3 separate regions of the Homo sapiens genome follow, and regions 1 and 3 are each linked to region 2. Evidence: chromatin loops called from intact Hi-C (ENCODE). Cell type or tissue: MCF 10A. All regions are shown on one strand.

Region 1 (8,000 bases), 71 kb before region 2:
AGTTCCATTCTCCTTATTTCTGAAATGGGTACAATAATATCTGTCTTGCTTCCTCTTCTCCACCTTCCAAACAGGATTATTTGTGATGATTATTGTGGTAAAAGAGAAAAGAGAAAAACTGAAGAGGAAGATGAAAACAACCTTCAAATATTAAGATAGTTATATGATAAGGGAGAGTAGACGCCATTGGTGTCTAAGAGATTAAAAAATCACTTTCTTCTCATTCCCTATTGAGAAACTTTGTAAAATATAAAAGGCCATATTAAGAATATAGGGTTATTATGATGATAACTCAGGAGAGAATTGAACATACTATCTTTGTCATTTGAGGCAATGGAGATAATTAATCTTCTTCAAGTTTTTTGAAAATGGTAACTAAATCCTAAAAGTCCTAAATACCTAGCTGAGGAAAACAAATTGTTCTTCAGCTTCTCAGAATATCAAGTTCTTTTTTCCATAATATAATTAGAACCCCCAAGGATTCATTTAATTCACAGTATAAAGGCAAAACAACAAAGTTGAAATAAAAGAAGGCTGGTTTCACAGGTTGCCCACAAAACTGAGAATTTTTTACTACAGCACAATGCAATAAAGAGGCTTACAAATTGAGTCCTGGGGGAAGGACACGAGCTGTATTTGTTGCATGTGGGTATAAGAGGCCAGAAGTTGGCCTCTTCTATTCTGTGAAGTGCCATGTGCATAAATTTGTAGACTGTAATTCCCTTTAACTCAAAACACTCGTGAACAAACAGTTGGAACAAAGCCACCTCCAGAACATGATGAACCATAGCACTTAGAACACTGATCATCTCTCATTGCTCAAACAAATAAGCCTTTAAAATACTGACATGCTTTACTTGGAGTTTTTTTATTTATGCGTGTCTTAACTGATTTCAAAAGAATCTTAGGGAGTGGGGGCCGTAGAAGTAATCTAGACATCCCTCCCCTCCACCTCCCCATGCTAGAAGATTCTTTTTCACATCATTCTGTACAGAGGCCAAACATTTCAGAGATAAGAGTGCTCCATTGGCTTGGTTGCCCCACTGAAGTTAAAGTTGGTAAGTACCAGGGGTAACACAATTCCCCTGCCTAAGGTTTCCATGAGTGGCCTCCTGCTAGAGTAACATTTTGATCTTTTTTGTTTCAGCCCACTTCAAGGATACCAAAAAGAATTTTTGTGCAGATATGAACTAGGTTTCCTCCTCTCTCATTCACAGTCGAGAAGTCAGGTGCACCCCTGGCTTCAGGATGCACACTTTCTCCTTCTCCTTCACACAGGAACTGCCCTCCTCCTGCAAACAACAGTTGTCCAGGGCCTTACCTGACTCTGAGAGTGTGTTTAACTAGGGAAGGGTATAAAAGGCCTGATTGTAGCCACAGATCAGGCCACATTCTCTAATATGGTTTTACTGGAATAAAGCTGACATTTTGTTCTCCATCAACCTGATGCCAGAGTCCATTTCTCAACAGGGAATGAGAAGTGATTTTTTTACTCTCTTAGACACCAATGGCATCTACTCTTTCTCATCATGTAACTATGTTAATATTTGAAGGTTGTCTTCATATTCCTCTTTGGTTTTTCTCTTTTCCAGCCTGACATTAGTTCACCGTTTTTCCTCTTAGGATGTAAATCCAGACCTCTTATTCTCCTGATTATAATGGTCAAGGACCCCCTTAATGACAGACCTGACCTAGTACTCTGGACATGGACTCTTAGAGAAGAACTACTGCCACCATGATCCATGATGCTATATTCTAATAATGCACCCTCCTATTAGTTGTTCTTTTTTAAAAGTAGGTATACGTTAGTATTGAATCACATTGAGTTTCCCACCAACTAATGTCCCTAAATCTTTTCCTTATTACTTGCTATCAACCTAAGCTTCCTCCTTCAAGACTTAACATACTATTTTGTTAACCTTAGCTTAGGACTTTACATTAATCTGTGTAAAATTCTGACTCACTGGTTCTAGTAGCATAATACAGTTATGAGCATGGGCTTTGGTGATAGACAAATGGTCCTCTGCCATCTGTGCCTCTTATTGGCTGTGGGACTTGGGTAAATGACTTAGCATATCTGTGCCTCTACATCTATCTATAGAATGGAATATTACTAGTATACACCTCAGAGGGTCACTGTGAGGATTAAATGAGAGAAGTCATACAACACATTTAGCATTTTGCCTGGCACACAGTAAGTACTCAATAAATGCTACATATGGTTGTTATTAGCAAATCCGCCCATCAACCTACACAGATCTTTAAAAAATCCTATCTCACTTGTTGCAAAAGCACATTATTTGTGCTTTCGTCAGAAATTTTTAATGAGAAAATTGGATAGAACAGCATCACTAGACAGGTTCCTGAGGCTTACCCTGAGGACCCCTCTCCAGATGGACATTAGTCCATCCATCAGGTCAAAACTGCCAGTGGACATTTGTTCAACCAGCTATGAATCTACTTAACCTCAACAAGACAACAAGAGTATCATAAAAATCTTAGCCAAACTCCTCCCAGAAATAAAAATCTATCCCTTGACATTTCCATAACCAATAAGATGAACTGTGAAAGACTTTAAGGATGTTAGAAATAGGAATGTTTTGTTTTCAATGAGCTCATATTGACTCCTAATAATCACATTTTTCTCACACGTAATCATTCAGTAATCCACTCTAAAAATTTGCTGAAGATCAATGTCCTGTGCATTCTGGAACATGTCTTCTTCTTCACTCCATTTCTTCAAAATTAGGATAGTGTCCAGTGCCATTTTCCATTACTATGACACCAAACCCTATTGCTATCATTTCTCATAAATGATGTGATTACACTGGCAAATTCTGTCACTACCCAGTGCTGTGGTTCCAATGGAAAGTCCCCAGTAGTGAGTTAGGAGGGTTCTAAACCAGTCCAAATTGTTCAGCAAACTGCTGACCACCCAAAGGACACACATGGTGGTATTTACCTTGCTGCTGGTGCTGCTGTTGTTGCTGCTGCTAACAGCTCTATGTAAGGCTCTGAGTCAAGTATTTTACATGGATTGTCTAATTTAATTCTCAAAACAGCCCTCTGAGGTCAGTGTAAAGATAATATCCTTTTTAGAGCGGGGTCTTAGGTCATACAGCATGTAAGTGGCTGACCTAGTATTCAAACCCAGTTCAATCAGATTCTAGAGCCAAACTTCCAACCAAGTGCCATATTATCTCCCTTTTTTACTAAATGGCACTATTTCATTGTATGAACTGTACAGCTTGGGTCCAGTCCCAGCCTTGCAGGCACAGAAATTTGACCTTGTCAGTATCCCAGAGTTGAATAGACTTAGGCATGATGCCTTCCCCTGACGAAGTTCACAACAAACTGGTGGAGCAAACGAGAATGCCAATGTGTTGATTTACAACAGTTATGTATCTGTCATACAGACCATAACAATCTGACCAGAGCATTTTTCCCTTTAGAGGGTTCTACTTACAGAGGCAAACTGTAAACACAAGACATCATAATAGGAGGCATTTGCTATAGAACTTGAATGTTAAATTGAATTTCCAACAAAGAAGGACTTGCCAGTGACACTGAAACTTTGAAGACTACCAACATTCACATTTCTATGGACAGTTACTGTGGGTACAGGGCACAACCAGTGTTTGCCTCTGGGTGCTTCTGATGTCGACCAACCCCCTTTCTGACACACTGGTGCATTACTTACGTCTAGGCCAGTCTTTGGCCTAGAGACAATGACTTTCCTTAGGTGACTTTCCACAACTATGCTCTGATATCTGATGGTTTTATATATTAATTTATTTCCCAACCAAGTTGTTGAGTAACCTTCCCCACCATATCTAGTCTACAATCTATAATATAATTCACTCTGGCCTAAGGCCTTTAATTCATTTAAGAAAGCTAGGAGCTCTCCTACTTTCTTATGTTTTATTTTTCTTTTTTCCCCCTTAAAGCCATGTATACCATATTCAGTTGGCAACACAAAAGAGGTGCTACAATAGTGAAGGTGGTACAAAAACAGGACCTGAGATGTTCTTTTCATTCTTCTATCTTCTCCAAACATTGGTTTCAATGGGGAAAGCGGGTGGAGGGAGGGCAATGTGATTAGAGAGATTCTTGCAGGCAGGGAGCAAGGCCCTTGAACTAAAAGTGGAAGTAGCCTTATATTCAGATAAATCAGTCACTAGGCACTGGGTGGGGAGGGGAAAGGGTCACAAAGAATGTTCTGAGCTAGGCCACTTAATGATTTTAGACATGCCTACCTAGGAAATGCACCATGTGGCAATGCTCTTGTTCTGACCACAGCACATTAGTCAGAGAAACATCCTCAGAGAGAAGATCAAGGAAGACAAGGCACATGTTTGAGTGTGGGAACACAACTGACACTAAGTGAAGCTTGACAACCTGAAAATGAAAGTGACTGGAAATGAAGTGAAACCATTCTGTTAGTAAAGAATGGAATGCGAAAATGAAATGAACATTTTAAATAGAGCACACTGCCCTTCATTTTACTTGGTGACTCAGCCTGGGAGTTTCTGTAATACATACAGAATTCTGTTTGGTGAAGTGACCTACTTGCTCTTTGTGGGCGACCATATCGTGAACAGCTGGGGAGTAACTCACTCCACGTCAACATGATACTGATCACAAGCGCATTTCCTTGCTTTTGCAGAGTGCAATGGAGATTTCAAAGCACTTCTTCCCAAGTATTTTCTCCTTTAATTCTCACACAAACTCTGTGAGATTGTTGTCCATTTTGTTACAGGTAAGAAAACTATTTTAAGTTCAGTGTTTTTTCCATGATACTACAGCAGTGGCAGTTACTACTAGAGCTCATGCAGAATTCACTGAAGGCCACCAAGACACAAGACACACACAATGGTCATTCCATCACCCTTAAGTAACCTAAGGCCTGGTCATGTATATACATAGAATGGTATGTTACCATCCCTAATATCTTTAAGATCAAACCCACATGTACAAGAACATTTTTAAGGTAGTCCTATCTATTTGGCTCCAGAGTATTTGAATACTGCAATATAAATACTGATCACCTTTATTTGCTTCAGGCATGGTGTATAAAAATTGTCATCCCATTGAATAAATCCCTTGTTACCTGGTCTCAACGTTCCTAACTATAGAACTATTCTAAAGATATTCCTGGCTGGGTGCGGTGGCTCACACCTGTAATCCTAGCACTTTGGGAGGCTGAGGCAGGTGATTACCTCAGGTCAGGAGTTAGAGACCAGCCTGGCCAACATGGTGAAATCCTGTCTCTACTAAAAATACAAAAATTAGCTGGGCATGGTGGCGTACGCCTGTTGTCCTAGCTCCTCAGGAGGCTGAGGCAGGAAAATCACTTGAACCCGGGTGGCGGAGGTTGCAGTGAGCTGAGATGGCGCCACTGCACTCCAGCCTGGGTGACAGAGTAAGACTCTGTCTCAAAAAAAAAAAAAAAAGGTATTCCTAGAGTATGTTTCGCTCAGACTAATACAGCCTGATGAAATTCCAGTGCCAAATAAGGAAAAAGATCGTGTGCTCATGGAGGAATATTACTGCCTGGCAAGAAGCTTCCTTTAATACCACTTAAAAAGATTAGCAGGAGGAAGAAAATCACGATTACAATAAAAGAATTATCACTAAAATTTCTCAGTGCAATTCCTTTCTTTGATGCCTAAACACAGGACCTTCTATTCTAGCAAGATGGTAGTTAAGGCATGTGTATCCGAAGGGCAGGAGATCCCTAAGTGGGTACAGAATATCTTACAATCATCTTCCCAAAAGTAGATTAAAAGTGGACTGGTGCATTTTTCAGATCTAAATATTCTCCTTTCTCTTCGCCCTCACTTCTGCTCTTTTAAATGTTGGAAAAAAAAATGAACAAGGCAACAAAGAAAATTTTAAAATGCTCATGGAAAAACTCATCTTCTAGAAGGGAATCTTAGTGGGAGGGACAATTCCTCTCAGAGAGTTATCAGTGAAGCTGTGAAAATATGAGGCCCTGGAAGCCAGAGGTGTCACCCAACAAGGCTGCAGCAAGGACAATTAGCAATGGCTGCTGTGCCCTCTGTCACTGCCTCAACTTAGAAAGGATGTCTTTGTCAGCCTCAGGATACTTAGCATGGTGCCTACCTCACAGAGAGTTCTATAAATAATTGCTGAGTGAAATCAGATGAAATGGAAACAGTTTCAACATGTCCCAAAAGTATTAGATACTTGAGTGCTAGAGTGGAATTGTTCTCTATTGGAAGAAAAGAAAAAAATATACCATTTTGAGTTGCAAGTCTTCAAGTCTTGCAATGTGAAGGATGACAAAATCTTCCTGATCTCCAAACTGGGTCACCTATCATGAAAGAGGAAAGCACTTCTGCAAAGTGCTACACCCTAGAAAACATCTTAAACCACTCAACAAAACAAGATTTCACCTCAAGGGAAGACTATCGAAGATCTCCACAGATTCCATTCAATTCAGTAAAGATTTCACTTTCAGATTGCCCATAGAGGTTGCCTGTGGGTGCTGGCTACTCAACTGCTGCTGAGCACAGTGCAACTCTATCATAATGCAGCTTGTCATCCCACAGATGTAATATCCACTAGGGTATAATATATAACCCCAATGAGTTTTACTGTTGAATAGAGATGCTGTAATGTATGGTGCAGCCACAGACCTGCATGGAGGGTCAGTTAACCTGAGTTCAAGCTCTATCATTTTCCAGCTGTGTCCAGCATGGACACATTTTATCTCTCTGAGCCTTGGTGTTTTCCTGTGGAAAGCAAGGGGCTTAAAGCAGATAACCTCAAAGATCCTCTCTAGCTTCTAACATTTGTAATATTCCATGACTCTGTGAAGAAAAGCAACTAAAATTAAACCCTTTATTGTTTATATACTGCATAGAAAACAAGTTGATACATCAGAAGGTCACACGGACATGATCCTGTTAGAAAAACCAGCCCTTTCTGTGGCTGAAAGGAATGAGAATATCTTGGCTTTCAAAGTGGGCAAAGATTTGGTTTGGACTTCTCTCCAAAAGAAAGCATGTCTCAGCAGTCAAAATGATGCCAGTAGCCACAGGCTGGGTCATTGCTTTTAGTGAGGCCCAGCAGGCACAACACAACTTTCTTAATTACCATTACTATAACCTTTACCACACCTTGTTTTTCTTGGGGACTCTCTTGGTCAGGTAATCTGGGTTAGATCCAACCCAATTTATAAAATTTGAGGCTTTTCCCACTGTAGGTAAGATTACATGCTATTTTAAGAAACCTCTTGGGGGATGAGGAAATATGTTGTTTTTTTTTTTAAATATTATACTGTATATCGATTCCAAATGCTAGCTGAACTTTTAAAGAAAAACATGAGTTTCCCTAAAAATAGCCTGTCTACAATGCCTCTTAGACTTGGGCACTTTATACACACAGTATAACTTGCTTAGCCTGCAGTTAGAAATAAAATAATATTTAGTGAACACATTTAAAAGGTTAAGAAAAGCTAAATGTAAATGTCCCCAAAACATTAAACATTAATTAACGTGAGCTGACTTGTTATTTAAAAGTTATATTCTCAAAAAAAAAATCTCAAATGAGTTCCTAAATCCAGATTTAAAAACCTTTGGTAACCAAATATCAAATCCAAAGGCCCAGTCTCGGTCTTCAATTTTCCTTGACTATTCTGCAGTATTGGACTGCTGGAATTCTTTCTAATCCTGACCACCATGACTCTACCTAGTACTGGCTCCCCTGCTTCTTTGACTTCACTCTCTACATCTCTTTCCCCAGGCTATTCTTAATTTATCTCCTTCTCCTACCATAACTTTTTAATGTATCACAAAATGCAGAGACATCCTCTGCTCTTTTCTCTTTTAGTATCTTTTTCTTACAGTCTTGCCTTTGGATTTGGCAAACTCTAGATGTATTTTCTCCTAACTCTGTGTGGATGACTTCCTAATCTTAATCACTATGCTTCACCCTGTCATGTGAATTTCGATTTTCTATCTTCCCCCACTGCA
Region 2 (8,000 bases):
TCTGGTTATCCATCTTAAGTTCTCTCATTAGGTAAATATGTTTTATGTGGAAAAAAAAGATGATGAGCAGCCTGGCCAAAGAACCTAAGATAAATGAAATCTTCCACAGGATGTTCACAGACAAAAAGGCTGAGTAATGTAGAAGAGAAAAAAAAAATCCCTGAAGATGAAGGGAGGGAGAAAAAAATAAAGCCATCAGTTCTAACATTTGCCAAGGAAAGAGAGTGAGAACACTGTTTGGACTGTCCATAAACCAGGTAAAAGTGACGGTTGGTTCTGATAGAGTCCACACACACTTACAATACCCTTCCACCAATGCCAACCACCCTGCGCTTCCTCTGAAGGTTGCAGCTGCTTTTCAAAGCCCCCAGAAAGCAACAGGCAGAGTATAGTGACAGCTGGAAGGAAGGAGATTAGGCAAGGACTTGGCATAAATAGAAGTGTAGCCAAAAGGCACAAATATAAAGGGAGAGAGACAATTTTCCTGTGTGGTTTGTGTGTGTGGTATGGGGGGAGCTCAAAATAAGAGCTAGCCAAAGTTCTGGCCTTGACAGCCTGAAGGGTTTGGCAAGCACAGCATTTCTCATGGCAGCCGGGCCAGGAAATGAAGCTTTCAGCTGTCTGCTTCAATGTTTTGCTCACTGTCACCATTTTCATGTTTGGCCGCTGGCCCATTTGTATTTTCTTCTTCTTTGGAGATTAGCACATAAGTGTGGACAAAGTCCATTTTGGTCATTCAGGACTCTGCCATGTATCATTTCCTTCCACACCATTATCTGTCAACTAGGGACTTCAAGAACAAGAAATCCTGACAGAAGACTACACAAGCTATAGAATTAGATGATTTGTAAAAGACCTTGGAGATCATCTAACCCAGCCTGATCAGACTGATTTTACAGATGGGGACACTAATAGCAGCTAAGAGAAGTAAGGTGACATGCTAAAAACACACCAAAACTTAGAAAGTGGCAAAGTTGGGACAAGTACCCAGCTCTCTCATCCCCATCCAGCCAGTCACCTGTCCACAGAAATCACAGTGTTCCTTTAGGACTCCATCTCAGACAGCATAATAACTCCCCCCCCACCCCCTCGCCCTCCGCGCCTTTTTTTTTTCCTTGAGACAGAGTCTTGCTCTGTCGCCCAGGCTGGAGTGCAGTGGTGCCATCTCAGCTCACTGCAAGCCCCCAACCCCTTTTTTAGTGGAGACTTGATAAAAACTGTGATGTGTTCTGACTCTCATCAATAATTTGCATATAAGTTTGGTAAGTAATTATCCAAAATGTGTGGTCTCCAAAAAGAGAAACAAATGTGGAGGCACAGAACAGCACTCAGAGAAAAGACCCAAACTAAAACCAAGCAAAACACATGGCATTAAAAACCATCTTCATAAAACTTAGATTCCTACTTTTACTTATTACATATAATTATCACTATTATTAAATCATGACGATCATGCTGCTTCCCAAATAAACTATGGCCTCTGTTTATCCTGTCATGTTGATTTACAAAACAGCAAGTCAATTTTAGGCCTTGGAGATGTCTTCTAAATTAAATTAAGCATGGATTTAAAATATTATATTTCTAACTCAAGGAACAAATTTAAATATAGAAGATAATATTTTCATTTGAAAGAAAGAAAAACATAAAGAATGAAAAGTTACTTGCAACAAAAGTAAACCTATATTATAGAAATCATTTCATAACTTTTTTTGCCAATGGAAATAATTTCTGATATTGACAGAAATCACATACTCAGAAATACGTAACCCTTAAAGGGCTTAAAAGAGTCTAACTCTGAAAAGGAGTTTGAGAGTGGAGGGGTAGGTAGATGTAAATCAATCTGCATGTAAGGTCATAACAAAGCAATCTATCTTCTTTCCTCAAACTGTGGTTTCCTTTACTCTAAAAAATTTTTTCTTCCAGTACTATAGAAATCATGTCATATGACATTTAAAAAAAAAACACTTCATTAACTAGTAAAAGTTAAATTAACTAGTTTTTCCTTCTTTATATTCATTTCAGTGTAACAGATAGTCTTTAATAGCTTTACCAAGCATCATTTAATTCTGGGAATAAGGAAATTAAAGGATGCTTCTGACATAAAAGCACTCAAAATTAACTGGGGAAACCAACATATGAATGGAATGACCCTGAGTCATAAGTCTTGTGATAAAAGGTACTTTGAAAGCACATGGGAGGGGCTGCAGACCAGCCTGGGAAGGTCTAGGAAGGCCAAATGAAGAAGATGACACCTGAGATAAAGGATAAACATGAGTTAGGCAGGTTAAAAGAAAGGAGTCCTACTTTTATTATGCTTTATGTTTTCTTATCTAACATACTCATTTCATAGGAAATTTGATCTATCCCATAAAACTTTCGAAGGAAAAATGACATCATCATTGTTGTGTCGAAATAAGATTAACAAAGAGTACCAAACATACTGAATATCAAAAAACAAAGACTTAAACCAAATAATAATGTTAATGTAATACCCAAACGTCAGAAAACACAGCAACTTTTCAGCGTTGTCACACGAGATTTGTCTACTCATATTTATGTATTACAGAATACTAACTATATGCAGGACATTTTGCTAGTGCTGTAGCAGATGCAATCATGATTAAGCTGGTCTCTCTTGCCAGGGAATTTATCATTTTGCTTTAGTAGTATATTCTTTCCCATGCAGAGAAAAAGCAGCAATTCTCAAAACTTTTAGTCTTGGGTTCCCTTTAAGAATATAAAAATTATTGAAGACCTATAGAGCTTTTACTTGGGAGGATTATATTTACCATATTAGAAATTAAAATAGATGAATTTTAAAGCATTTATTTAATTCATTTAAAACTAACACTAATAAACTCATAACATCTTATCATAAATAACATTTTTATGAGAATGACTAGATTTTCTAAAACAAAAAATGTTCATGAGAAGAGTGGCACTGTTCTGCATTCCTGCAAGTTTCTTCAATGTCTGACTTAATAAATGACAGCTAGATGGTGACTCTTGGCACAGTAACAAGGGTGACCCTATGCTCAACTTGCTTCGACAGTCCCGGTTTATTGCTGTTATCTCAGAGTAATTATTAATAGAGCCCCTTTACTTTCAAAAATATCCTAGTTTTGATGATAAATTATATGGTCACCTTGACAATACCCAGTTCAGAGTTTGAACTATAGAATGCCACTTTGCCCGGTTGTTTCAAATTGATTGGAATATAACCTATAGATTGAGTGCTATCAATTAACCAGATTTGCCTAACCTCTAGACTAATAAAACACTAGTCAAAACCTGGCACATTAATTCACACCATCACCAGAAATTGAGACAACTCAGTAAGACAAGAGACTTCTTTGAAAAAGTATGAAATCTACCAGACCTAACTCTGTGAGCATGGCAGGGGGTATGAAGAGGACTGCAAAAGAAATGCTGTAAATTCTGATTAGTGAACCTTGAAAGTGACGTGAATTTGGCTTTGCATCCCAAGTGGCAGAGAAACCTCAGCAGTTATCCAGCACTTTTAGAGAGTAGGGTAAAATTATAAGAACATTTTTATGAGTTGTGGCTGGCAAGCCCTGGCCTGTTAAAACTCTTTAAAAACCAATGCCTTGGTGGAGGTAACATTTACTGTTTACTGTAGCTGTGGTTGTTAGGGGTTATTGCTAAGGTCCTGGTTTTCCATGACATCAGCAGCATTCCAAGGGAAGTGTGTGTCAGTGACTTTCAGTAATGACTCCCTTTTCCAAACGTTCAAATCTTCTGCCAAGCTGCCCTACACCTGCACACCAGCTGAGTTGCAGGAAAAGGAAAAGCAAGATGGATTAAGTGGGATTTTTGTCTGGGCTCCTTAATGAGACTAAAGGCTTTTCTTCCTTCAGTGTTTGGTCTTGTGTAATAAATTGATGCCAACTCCTTTAGGAGTGACATGACTCATCCTTAACTTTTTATAAACTGATCTGATTATCTGTCATGACCTCTCTCTGTCATATTCTGGAATCGCCTTTTGAGAGTTTTCTTCTGTAGAAAAAGTTTAGGGCTTAATGAGACGATCAGCATGGCATGCCAACCCTCTGGCAGGGTTTCTCAGGGAGGCACCTGCTGCTCCCCAAATTAGCAGGAAGCAGAAGCAGTGAGGAGACATTACTGTGTGGCTGCTTCAAGGGTCACCTGGCTTTCAACGTTTCAAACCAGATGTGTTCTCTCAAGATGGCAGCAGCAGACCTCATTCTAGAGCCTGTCCTCGCCAAAAACAGGGATCTGGTTAACCTTATCTGAGGGTGCCTAGTGCCCACTCAAAAAGCCTGTGACTACTATCAGGGCCAGTGCCAATTGTACACTTTTATGAGACCTTTTTCCAAAGGCTTAAAGTGTTTTACCAATATTAACTCATCAGGAGTCATGGCAACCCTCGAGTAGAAAACTGGCAAATATTGGTTCAGGTGGGAGAAATTGTGGGATGGGATTGAGAAGAATCAAGTACTCTGCTAAGAGTGAGGCAGTGGGAGTGCTCCCATGCCCCACACTGCCACCCCTTAGGTAATTTATCCCTTTCAGGGCTTCTTCCAGTTCTGCCTAGGCTAGATGAACCTGCTTTTTTTTTTGTCTCAATCAAAGGGTTTTGAAAAATAAGCACTGCTGTTAATAAGGCAAAGCCTGAAGCTGTCAAAGGAAAACAAGAACAATTTTATACAAAGACACAAAGAACTGTCCTCTTAAGAGTTTTGATAAAAGAATGATTTATGTATGCAGTATCTGCTTCTATGACTGACACAAAGTACAAGGTTCAATCTTTCTGTACCTCAACTTTCTCATCTATACAAGCCAAAAAAAAAAAACCATTTAGAATATCTCCAGAGATGTTTTGAAATTTTAGTAATAAATGTTTTGAATTGCACAGAGATCTTTGAAGGAGGATCTCTGAAGTGTTGAAAAGTGCCCTGTCTTATAGTATGTTATAGTTCTAGAGGAAAGTCCTTTAATTACTGGTATATATGTTAGGAAATAAGGATAAATTCATGCGGTTTCAAGTGATTTTTAAAAATAAAAGCTGCTATAATTACAAAAAAAAATCATCTTTATCTTGCAGAAACATTTTTTTAAAAGTGGTAGAGGCAGGTTCTTCCATAGTATATGGCATCCACAGATAACACACTAATAAAGATGGCTACTTTTCCCAATTTCTCTTTGACTTCATCAAAAAGGAATTAAACATGAAAAAATACTAAAAGAACCATTCTCATTCAATCATAGATTGAATGAAGATAGAAAAGCACAGCTCTTAGGTTCAACTACTGAGTTAAGCTATAAAAGTCTGTTCAGTGTAAGCTCACATTGAGTTTTGAGCCTTAATTTCCTTGACTATTTTTTAAAAAGATAATTTTACAATTATACCTTGTTAGCAAAAGATTGGGCCAATTAGGAAATAAGTCTTTCAATAGACTTCCTGGTGTGCAGAATTAACAAAGTTATCCCTGACTAAATTCCACAAATCATTTTCATAAATAAATACATAAATTAGGGAGCAGAGAGAGAGACAGATACAGAGAAAGACAGAAAAGTTTTTATCCAAAATGCTTAAAACCCAAGAAAAGAGAATTTTTTTTTAAGTTTCTTTTCTCCTTGAAGAGAAAAGATTTAATGAGTTACTAATCCCCTCAGTAAAGTTCTTTGGTAATTGCCCTATTTTAAGCCACACTCATTTTGCTAGGAGCCTTTGCTGTTAAAAGATGTTGTTTTATTATGTGAAACTACACACAAAAGCAATGTAACAAAACGGTAAAATGTACTTCTGATTTTGTTATGCTACCAACCTATACTTACCCAGAAATTTTAACTGCCAAATGTCTTTTATTTAATGCAGACTTCATCTTTCACCACCCACCCATTACCACATGAAGTAACAACATCATTAGGAGTGGAAAACTCTGGGAATAACAACCTGAGCCCTGGAAAAAAAAAATACTAAATGGGAATCTGCCTGCAGCTCTGCAGATTTTCAAGCTTGTCCTGGCTTCTTGGGTCTGTAAGCTAGACTTTTGTGCCCAGACTATGGCTGGATGAGCAAGGCAAGCTCAAATCACACCCTGAGGGCTAGGAACAGAACACACAGTCTACAATCCTCTAAAGAGTTTTGAGAGCTTGCTACAGAGAATCCTTTCTCATTGGCCCTTGGTGATGTCATGCCCATGTCTCCAGGGCCCAGGAAATGCACCATGACTAATGGAGCGCCTCATCTGTGAATACACATTCCTTCTCAGAGGAGCAGCAACAGGCAGTGTCAGGGCAACGAAGAAGGCCCAGTTAGGGAATGCCAGTCAGTCATGCAAAAAGGGCTTCAGTAGTTTTGAAATAGACTGCTCTTGTTCACCTTCTCAGAAAACCCTCAGCAATTGCATGAACACCTGTGGACTGTAGTTCTTTAAAATGTGCATACCTTTTTGCCCCAATGAATAAAATTGAACAAGTATTCAAAGGCATATATTTAGGGATGTTCATCATAATATTGTTTATAATGGCAAAAGACAGTAAACAAATGTTCAACATAAGATTTCGATTCATTTATGGTGCATTCCATGTGGATTCCATGCAACTATTAAAGATAATGATGGTATTAATAGAATTGGAAAGAGGTTAACAGTGTATTAGCTTTTGTAGTCATTAAAGAACACTTTGATTTTAAAATTCTCAAGAACTATAAAATAATAAATTTGGGTTGTTTTATGTAACTTAAATCTGTAGTAATTTCTTACCATAGCAATAGGAAACTGAAACTAATGTAGCAGCCTTCCCCAAAGTTACACACAGCTTGTACTAGTAATGTCAAAACTCAAATCCTTAGGTCCAGTTTTCCTTCTATCAGGAGTGCAGTGGCGTGGTCTCGGCTCACTGCAACCTCCGCCTCCCGGGTTCATGTGATTCTCCTGCCTCAGCCTCCCGACTAGCTGGGATTATAAGCGTGTGCCATCACGCCAGGCCAATTTTTGTATTTTTAGTAGAGGCAGAGTTTTACCATGTTGGCTAGGCTGCTCTCGAACTCCTGACCTTAAGTGATCTACCCTCCTCGGCCTCCCAAAGTGCTGGGATTACAGGCATGAGCCAACATGCCTAGCTTATCAAAAACTTCTATACCTCCATCTGTTATTTCCATACTGTTTTCTCAAATATAGGAAAATCCCAGTTCAATGCTTTTATTGTGTTATATGGAAAAATACCTGATTAACTACAATATGGGACCATTGTATAGTGGTTAAGAGCATAGCCTCTGGACTGGTTTTGAACCCTGGTTCTGCCACTTATTAACTGTATGACCTTGGGCATGTTATCTAGTCTCCCTCTGTCTCAGTTTCATCATCTGTAAAATGAGGTTAATAATATCTATCTTAATAGGTTTATTGTCAGGATTTAATTAGTTAACATTTGCAAAGAACACAAAACACACCAGCATGGAATAAGCAGTATGTGTTTGTTACAATAAGCTTTTAAAAGTATGGCTGGTCTACTTCTTTTTTTTTTTTTTTTTTTTTTTTTTGAGATGGAGTCTCATTTGTCACCACACTACAGTGCAGTGGTGTGATCTCAGCTCACTGCAACCTCTGCCTCCCGGGTTCAAGCGATTCTCCTGCCTCAGCCTCCCAAGTAGCTGGGACTCCAGGCATGTGCCACCATGCTCAGCTAATTTTTGTATTTTTAGTAGAGATGGGGTTTCACCATGTTGGACAGGATGGTCTCGATCTCTTGACCTCGTGATCCACCCGCCCGCCTTGGCCTCCCAAAGTGCTGGGATTACAGGTGTGAGCCACTGTGCCCGGCCTGATCCACCTTTAATTTGTCATATGTGACCCTGCTCACAGCAAAACAAAATATTAAAGATGACTGGATAGCAAATAATTTAACTAAAAATTAAATTTTCAATTCAGACGTTTGATTCTTAACTAATTTTGATTTTTAATTACACAGTCTAGATCCTGTTTTGGAAGATTTTCCTATGTTTGGGCAAGTCA
Region 3 (8,000 bases), 260 kb before region 2:
ATCCTCTCTGGTTGTAGAATTAAAAATCTGGCAAGGATTGGAAAGATAGTTTACTTAATAGGGCCTCAAGTATAGGAAAGCAATTGAAGGGTGATTGCAGTGATAGAATCACTTGAGAGAGGGAGGTAGGGAAACTGTAAGTTACTATAAAGTTGTGACCTTATTTTAAACTAGAAAACTTAGTGGTCTCTTATGTCTTTTGACTTTCAAGCATTCCTGTGAGAGGGCTGGCATAAATGATTGTTAATGCTGTTGATGGGAAATTTAAAGTAGGAGGAATCTGCCTACTGGCTTTTAAGAAAAGGTGATTTCCTGCAAGATGACCTAATTGGTTAGGAAACAGATAAGTGAACCTTCTCTATGTTCACTTTAAGAGGAAGTTCTAAAAATTGAGGTGCTCACTCCCTCTCTCTCCTTTTTGATGATTGTGATATTTAGACCTGCCAAAGCAGTATAACTTCATTGTCTGGAATTTGGTTAATTCCAATGCAAATACAAAAATCAAATACGTGAACTGAGCTTTGAAAATATTTTCATTTTTGAGGATTTTCATTGTTATGGGATTGAGCCTGTAGAAGTCTCTGTGTAAGCTACATAGAGCAAATCTAATCTACTCACACTGAAGTCAGGGCTCTGTAAAAGACTGTGGGAACATTCATTCTCCACTCTCTCAGAGACTCTTTTAGGTAAGTCAAAGCATGTTCTCTTTCTGTGATTGCTAACCCATCTGTAAAATGTGAATAATAATTCTGGCCTCCAGGCAACCAGAGGTTCTTGATGACCCTTAGATGAAGATACTTGATATGTATAAGTGACAGGAACAATGATGATCAAACACTGAAGATGAAATTCTAGGGAGGAAAGAAGTTTAATCATTATCTCCTGCATTTTTTATTCTGTTAACAATGAGGCAAGATAGTAAATCTTAGTTGCAAAGTGGTTAAAACACATGATTTGGATTCTGGAATATCTTTCATGACTATCTTTTGGATCCAATTCCTTACTCATTTGGTGTGGGAGTTGGTTATGAAGACGAATTTCTCACAAGGCAAGGAGCTGTCTCTCTGCTCTGTATACATGGGGTGTAGCCCTCGTGCAATCAGACTGGAGGAGGATAACCAGGTTGCTATGTAGCCTTGATTTCCAAAAAGGTGATGGGCTTCTGGTACCAACCCGTGTCAGTATTTAGAAGAGGCCTGTTGGAAAGCTCTTAATGAGAAAGCTCCTTCTCTGAAAACATTTCAATTTATGACTCCTGTGCTAAGCATTTCTAGGAGATCAAACTGAATCTCTAGTGCATAACAGAAAAGCATTTGCCCTGCAGCAAAAGGGTCAACTTTAAAAGAATGCTTTTCCATGTTAAAAAAAAAAAAGTCAAAAAAACAAAGCAATGACTCCCAAAATAGGAACAGAGGGGAAGGAAAAGTTCATGGCCTTAGCGGACTGGATATTCTGGATATTTGGTCCCTCCAGTCCCTGCAGATGAAAGCCCATTTATTTAGAGTAGAAAGAGGAAATTTAAAAAAATAAAGGAATAACAATACCTACAAATGTTTTCAGGATTGAAATAAATCCAGGGAAGAAGATGGTATGTTACCACTGGAACTGCATTCTCGTTCATATCTCTTGTCCTCACGTCCTGAAGCACATTCCATGTAATGCATGATAGCCTGTGGCCAGCTGCTGGCTAGAAAGCAGGACCCTGCAGTTCTATTTCTGACTCCGTCTGGGCTTTTGATGAGACCAGGTGGGAGAAGGAGAGTAGTGTAACAAAGAACCTCAGAGTAGGCCTTGGTAATGAGCAGTTACCTAACCTCACTGAGCCTCAGTTTCCTCATCCATGACAAGAAGGGGTAAATGACCTCAATAGTTCCTGCCTTATTAAAAAACTTTGAGTCTTTGGTATTTTGATGATATGAATGAGTTCCTCATCGAGAACCTCACTTGTTCCAGGAAGTTTGAGAATGCACCACTCCATGCGCTGTCTTTGAATCGCTGTGCCCTACCCAGCACCCGTTTGTGCTTGAAAAGAGCACAGGCATGGGTTCTTTTGCTGATAGCAGATTTCTCTCCAGACTAGAGATTTTCTTAGTCTACCCTACTTAGTAAGACTTTATGATGGGTAAACCTGTGCTGACCAGTGGCCAAGTCCCAGCAAACACAACTTCATAGTAACAAAGCTTAAAGACGGGAGTCTGAGTGCGAGACTAGGGATCAGAAGGATTCAATTCATTCATTCAATTCATCATCCATTCAATTCAGCTTCTCCTGTTTAAAACTAGGCCCCTGGCACTTGCTGAGCATGGTTCTTTATTGGACCATCCATTTGAACTGGGGAAGGGACTGAGAATCTTGGTTACCTCTCTTGGCAGGTCATCAGTTCTTGTTCCATTCAATGCAGAATTTTAGCAACAAAAGGCGAAGAGGATGAGTAAGTTATTAAAGCTGGGAAACTGCCTATAATAGGTTATTTTTAGAATAAAGATTCAAGATGACCTACAAGCTCTGTGAGACCACAGGACAAAGGTGTCAAAGAAAAGAGACTGGGATAGGCTCAGACATTTATCTTCCAGCAAAATTAATTTCCTTGAGGGCTTGTGGTTCACTAACTGAATCTGTGAACCAGCTGTATTTAGGGTGCATTCTACTTCCTTGGGTCTCTAAAATTGACAATGGTCTATAGGTCAGGTTCCAACGGAAGTGATATTTCTGACCTAGCTCTATAAATAGAGCACTGGAAAAAACCCATCAGCTGCAATGGCTCAGGGACCACACGCTATCTATTAAGTAAGCAACCGCAGTATTTGTGCTACCATTTTAGATACGAAAAAATATATCTTTTGTTATTTATAATCTTCTGAGCTTTGAGATTCTCAAAATACTTTAAAGCTATTAGTCGTCTTTCAGATTTATAAATACAGGATCTGAGGCATAAAACTATGTAATAACTGCTTCAACTAATACCATTTACCCACCGAGGAAGGCATTTGGCTGGTAAAGAATGGGCTGCTTCACTTTAGTAAAGCAGAAAATTTCATTCCTGATGTCTCTTGGCTGGAGGTGAAAGGAGTGAATGCAGTCCAGAGGCTTTACTTGCACAACATACCTAGGCTGATGCAAGTCTCAGCAAACTCGTTACTGAGAAAGGTAAGAAATGTGAAGCAGAAGACAGGAAGAAGTGAGGCAATCAGAACCTCTGGAATGCAAGAGTTAGGGATGGATCCTCCATAGCACAAGGTAGGGGAGAAGCGGGGGTGAGCCATCCACTAGGCTAGAGACTGGTATGCACCAGCACAAATCACTCAACAACTCCACTGGCTCATGGACAGGGAGAAAATACCTTCAGTTTCCCAGAGTCTTAACAAAATACTTTAAGTTCTTATCCAACCAGGACATTTTTGAAAATGAAATGGGGACATTTTAATAGTTATACTGGGATAACAGAGATAAACTGAGCTTGCCCTGAGAAAACCAAGACATATGTTATCCTACAGAGATACTATGTAGGAACTGTCCAGAATCACAGTGAGCATGCTCACTTTATACGAAAAGCTTCAGTCTGTACTAGGATTCTCTGCTGTGTCTGCAGTGTCGATCATCAAGGTCTCAAAGATGGCAAGGAAAACAATAGTAGGCATAAGAAGAACAGAACTAGATTGTCTGAATAAAAAGAAGCAATCTCCTCCCATCAGCTCAACTCCCAACATTCTCCAGGAGGCCATGCCCCTGAACCTTTTCTCCAATACAGCTTTCCCCTTGCTACCTTCTACTTAAGGAAAGGAAAAAAAAAATCCTGAATGGTGACTTGTAGTGAAATCTCTTGACCTTTGCAAATAAGTTTTTAATTAAAAATAAATTCACTCATTACAGAAAACACATATTACCCTTAAGTAAATACTAGCAAAATAAAACAAAGAAAACAAAAACCTAACCATTTAAAGAAATCTGTGGCACTTTCTCTTTAAATTTAGCTTCATTCAAGACAAGCCAGAAAGATGCTTGCATAAAATATGTTTTTTTTCCCCCACAGTGTGTTCTATCTGTTCACCATGAAATCCTCAGACCACACCTTTCAGCTGTCCTGGTATGAGCTTTGCTTTCCTGCTCCCATTGTAGAGTCAGAGGCAGCAGGCGGATACCAGAGTTGAATTCTAATAAGTCTTGTGTATTATACATGGTCACCATCTCATTTTTTGACCACTTGATGTTTGTTTCAGATGGCACTGGCTGAGGCAGAATGAATACAGCTGCTGATTCTGATCTCACACTGGGTATATCCCTGAGTGCTGGAAAAAACATCACCCTCAGAAGTGTGCATTCAGCCAGCTGCCTTTGGAGAGAGCTGGGAAGGGTGCAAAGTGGCATGTCCTTTACCAGTCACTCTTTCTGGGTAAGATTCAAACTACAGTGAAGTAACATTTGGTCGCTTTACATATCCAACGAAGTACTTTGGGACAAGGAGAAAGCCAGGTGGCCACCCACTTGACTGAACAGCAAGGGGACACACCAGCAGTCATGTGGTTTGCCTTCAGGAAATCAGCTCACAAGGCAAACCCAGGGCTGAGAGAGGGTCCTTTGCCCAGGCCTTAGCTTGTGAAGAATCAGGCCTGGGTAAGCCTGCTGTTGCTTCAGGCCCACTTTGGATCACTGGCTCTTTGCAAGCAGTAAGAACAGAAGAGAAAAGAAATATGATTTGTTTATTAGGAAATATGTTCTTGAAGAAAAATTTTTCTGGGAGAACATCAATGGCTTTAAAAACCATTAGTGCAAAAAGACATTTCAACTAAAATGCCATGTCTAATCCTGGACTGCATCCTGGAAAAAACTGCCATAGAGTACATTATTGGGACACCTGGCAAAGTTTGAATATTGCCAGTATATTATATAATAGTATTGTATCAATACTAATTTCCTGGGTGAGATCATTGTACTGTGGTTATGTAAGAGAAGTTCTTGTTCTTAAGAGATAAATGCTGAAGTATTTGGGGATGAAAGGATATGATATCTGTAACTTGCCCTCAGATGGTTCAGCAAAGATAATTATAATAAGTTAACAATATTATAAAATAAATTGGTAACTAATATACAAGAGATAAAAATAAATGAGGCAAAGTGTTAAAAATCAGGTAAAGAGCTGGGCTTGGTGGCTCACGCCTGTAATCCCGGCACTTTGGGAGGCCAAGGCGGGTGGATCATGAAGTCAGGAGATGGAGGCCATCCTGGCTAACACGGTGAAACCCCATCTCTACCAAAACTACTAAAAAATTAGCCGGGCATTGTGGCGGGTGCCTGTAGTCCCAGCTACTCGGGAGGCTGAGGCAGGAGAATGGCGTGAACCCGGGAAGAGGAGTTTGCAGTGAGCCGAGATTGCGCCACTGCACTCCAGCCTGGGCGACACAGTAAGACTCCATCTCAAAAAAAAAAAAAAACACAAAAAAAAATCAGGTAAAGGGTATATGGGGAGTTCAATATACTTTTCTTGGAACTTTTCTGTAGGTTTGAACTCTCCTTCCCCCCCAAAAAAATTAGTGGGAAAATGTAGGTTGGCCTTTCCAGAGAGATTACTTGGTCATTGATATAAAATCAAGACATGGGATTGGATCTCTGGAGAAATTACTAGGGCATTCATATGTTTCTATACATCAGAATCATCTGTTAACTTTGTAAAATGCAGAATCCTAGGCCCCATCCCAAACCTGATGAATCAGAATCTTTGGAGGTGATGCCCAAGAGTCCATATTTTCAAAAACCTCTCTCAGATGATCCTAATATATGCTAACATTTGAAAAAAAATCATGTATTAGGCATTTGCTGTTTTGCCTGCAATTACAGACTCCTCAGATCCCGCAGACAGTCCATGTACCATCATGCATGCATTTGTATTAGAAAATCTCCACCTAGTATCTTGTGATGTGGCTCTGTGTCCTTTTAATCTCAGAAGACATCATTCTGGAGAATGCCCTTTAGCCAGTTTTTAAGACTGACTTAATCCCCCACCCTGCTTCCCAAGAGGAATAGAGAGAAGAGATGTAAATACCCTTTAGAACTGCCATAATTCATCTGCTTGGAGCTGTTGTCTGAGGAGACACCCAAAATATTAATTCAGAGAGACTTGGTAGGAGGGGCGGCTGATAGCCTGGGCATGAAACAGGCCAGGGCTGGTTACCGGGCCCAGGTCCTCACTCAGAGACCCTCATTAAGGCCCCTCCTCAGTCTTGCTCCTTGACCTGCATTGCTTCAAGACACCAAACAAGGGTCAGCTTTCAGAGTTCACACTCTGCTGTGTTTCCTCAGTGACAGCAGGAACAGAGTGCAAGTAGGGGAGCAAAAAGAATCAAGTGAGACAAGACAGAAATGCTGAGGTGCTTTGAAAACTCCAGAGTGCCTAAGTGCATCTGATGAATTTGACTTAAAGTGCTTCCTTTGATCCCACAACATGGATACAATCCTTATTCCCGTTTCATAGGCAGAGAAGTGACTTGACCACCAAAATTCACCTGGTCAGAGGGAGAGCTGGGCCCCGGCCCAGGCCTTCCCCAGCTTTAGCTGTCCCAGCTGCCTGCTGCCCTGGCACTGGAGAGCACGTCATGGTGGAGAATGCTTTCAATTATCACCTTGCCCAGAGTGTGAGGATTTATGGTTATGCTTTCCTCCCTCCCCATCTCCATCAGCCTCTTTGGGAAGCAGAGGATCCTGATAGGAATCAGCATATGTTCCTGCGTGGGAGGGAATGGAATGCTGGCCTCACATATGTTTGCTGCCCTCGAGGCTCTGAGAAGGGGGTGGGGGAAGAAGTAAAATGTTGACATTTGGTGGAGGCAATCCCAGTGTCCTTTGCTCCCAGAATTTTAGACCAGAACCCGAACGTTTTTGTTTCCCACACTGGTAAATTCACTCTGGCTGCAGAGTTCCTTCAATGCAGTGTGCTTCCTTGGCCATCTGGACCCGGCTTTCTGAGGCAAGGCTGAGGGAAGCTGCTACACTTCTCCTTTTGGGGGCCTACACACACACACACGAGGGGTGTCCCCATGGCCACCATGCCAACACAAGGCTCACCACAAACTGGGGCCACAGGAGGGAGGAAAACTCCATTTATGACAGGAATTCGCAGCTCACAAGTTTCAAGGTCCAAACAGTGTGCAGTTTACCAGGGTGTGGGGCTTAGGCAATGGAGATGACCTTGCTTTAACTTCCTCAAGTATCTCTTCACAAGCATGTCCCAATCCCCGGGGAGTGGAGGGTAGGGCAGTCAAGTACTTTCAGGCAGCCGCCTCATGGCGGGAGAGGGAGCTCATGAACAAAATGTGCTGAGGCTAGCAGGGTTATTTTAATTGGGGGAACTGGTTTTGGTGTCAGTAGCCAGTCAGTTCACATCTGCAAAATATGAATTCTTAAGCAAACCAATTTCCTTCTTCCTCGAAGGCCAATGCTTATCCAGAAATGAGACAGAACTATGGGTTTACTGCAAATGACCAGCATCCGCAAAGTGATCAAGACTACCAACTTTGGGTAATGTGTCCCACATCTCAGATGTCAGTTGATATAAGACATTACAGTAAAGAATTATGAGGTAACACTTTGGGATAATTATTGTTTTCCAGGCTAAACACCTTACATACATTATCTCTGTGAGGGAGGTACCATTATCATACCAATTTTCTAGTGAAGGAAGCTGCGCTACAAAGAAAGTGATTTGCCCAAGGCCACCTGGCAAGTGGCAGAGTCAGGATTTAAACCCCAGAGTCTGATTCATTATTTTTCTTTTCATTGTTTCTTTTGGCCATTTAGATATTACAAGAATGGCCATTAATCTCCCTTTCTAGGAGGGAAAATGCATGGAAACTACCCCCTCCCCGCCCCAATTTTCTGGACATCCCATTCATTTTCTTTTCCTCATTAAATTATAATATTCAGTTTCTTATTCAGAGTCATTTGGGCCTTTCTAGAAAAGCATATTTTAATAATGTTCTCTCCCTATTGTTGGGAAACTCTTAGTCATA

The links. Peaks named below come from ENCODE experiments on the same cell type or tissue, not always from the same donor. Only the 100,000 strongest peaks of a DNase experiment are listed, where the experiment ranks them.
Region 1: a loop joins it to region 2, with 6 times the contacts of the local background. A loop is called at or near these places in 5 of 110 quality-filtered maps.
Region 3: a loop joins it to region 2, with 12 times the contacts of the local background. A loop is called at or near these places in 2 of 110 quality-filtered maps.

Annotation. Positions count from the first base shown.
Region 1 is chr14:68,207,415-68,215,414 of GRCh38, reverse strand. All of the region lies in intron 7 of RAD51B (RAD51 paralog B), which reads right to left. Among named protein-coding and RNA genes, the nearest start is that of RAD51B, 390 kb to the right of the region's middle. RefSeq lists enhancers at 4,207-4,486, 4,657-4,856. In MCF 10A, no CTCF peak of the experiment used is centred here; a DNase peak (open chromatin) is centred at 4,354.
Region 2 is chr14:68,136,104-68,144,103 of GRCh38, reverse strand. The region is part of intron 7 of RAD51B (RAD51 paralog B); the gene reads right to left. All of the region lies in intron 2 of LOC105370546 (a long non-coding RNA gene), which reads left to right. Among named protein-coding and RNA genes, the nearest start is that of RAD51B, 320 kb to the right of the region's middle. RefSeq lists an enhancer at 5,470-6,454. In MCF 10A, no CTCF peak of the experiment used is centred here; DNase peaks (open chromatin) are centred at 593, 3,723 and 6,193.
Region 3 is chr14:68,396,689-68,404,688 of GRCh38, reverse strand. The region is part of intron 8 of RAD51B (RAD51 paralog B); the gene reads right to left. LOC101927971 (a long non-coding RNA gene) reads left to right here and starts at 367. Exons shown (of 4, transcript XR_245776.5): 1 at 367-686; 2 at 4,218-4,390; 3 at 7,423-7,509. RefSeq lists enhancers at 470-629, 6,800-7,526. In MCF 10A, no CTCF peak of the experiment used is centred here; a DNase peak (open chromatin) is centred at 3,158.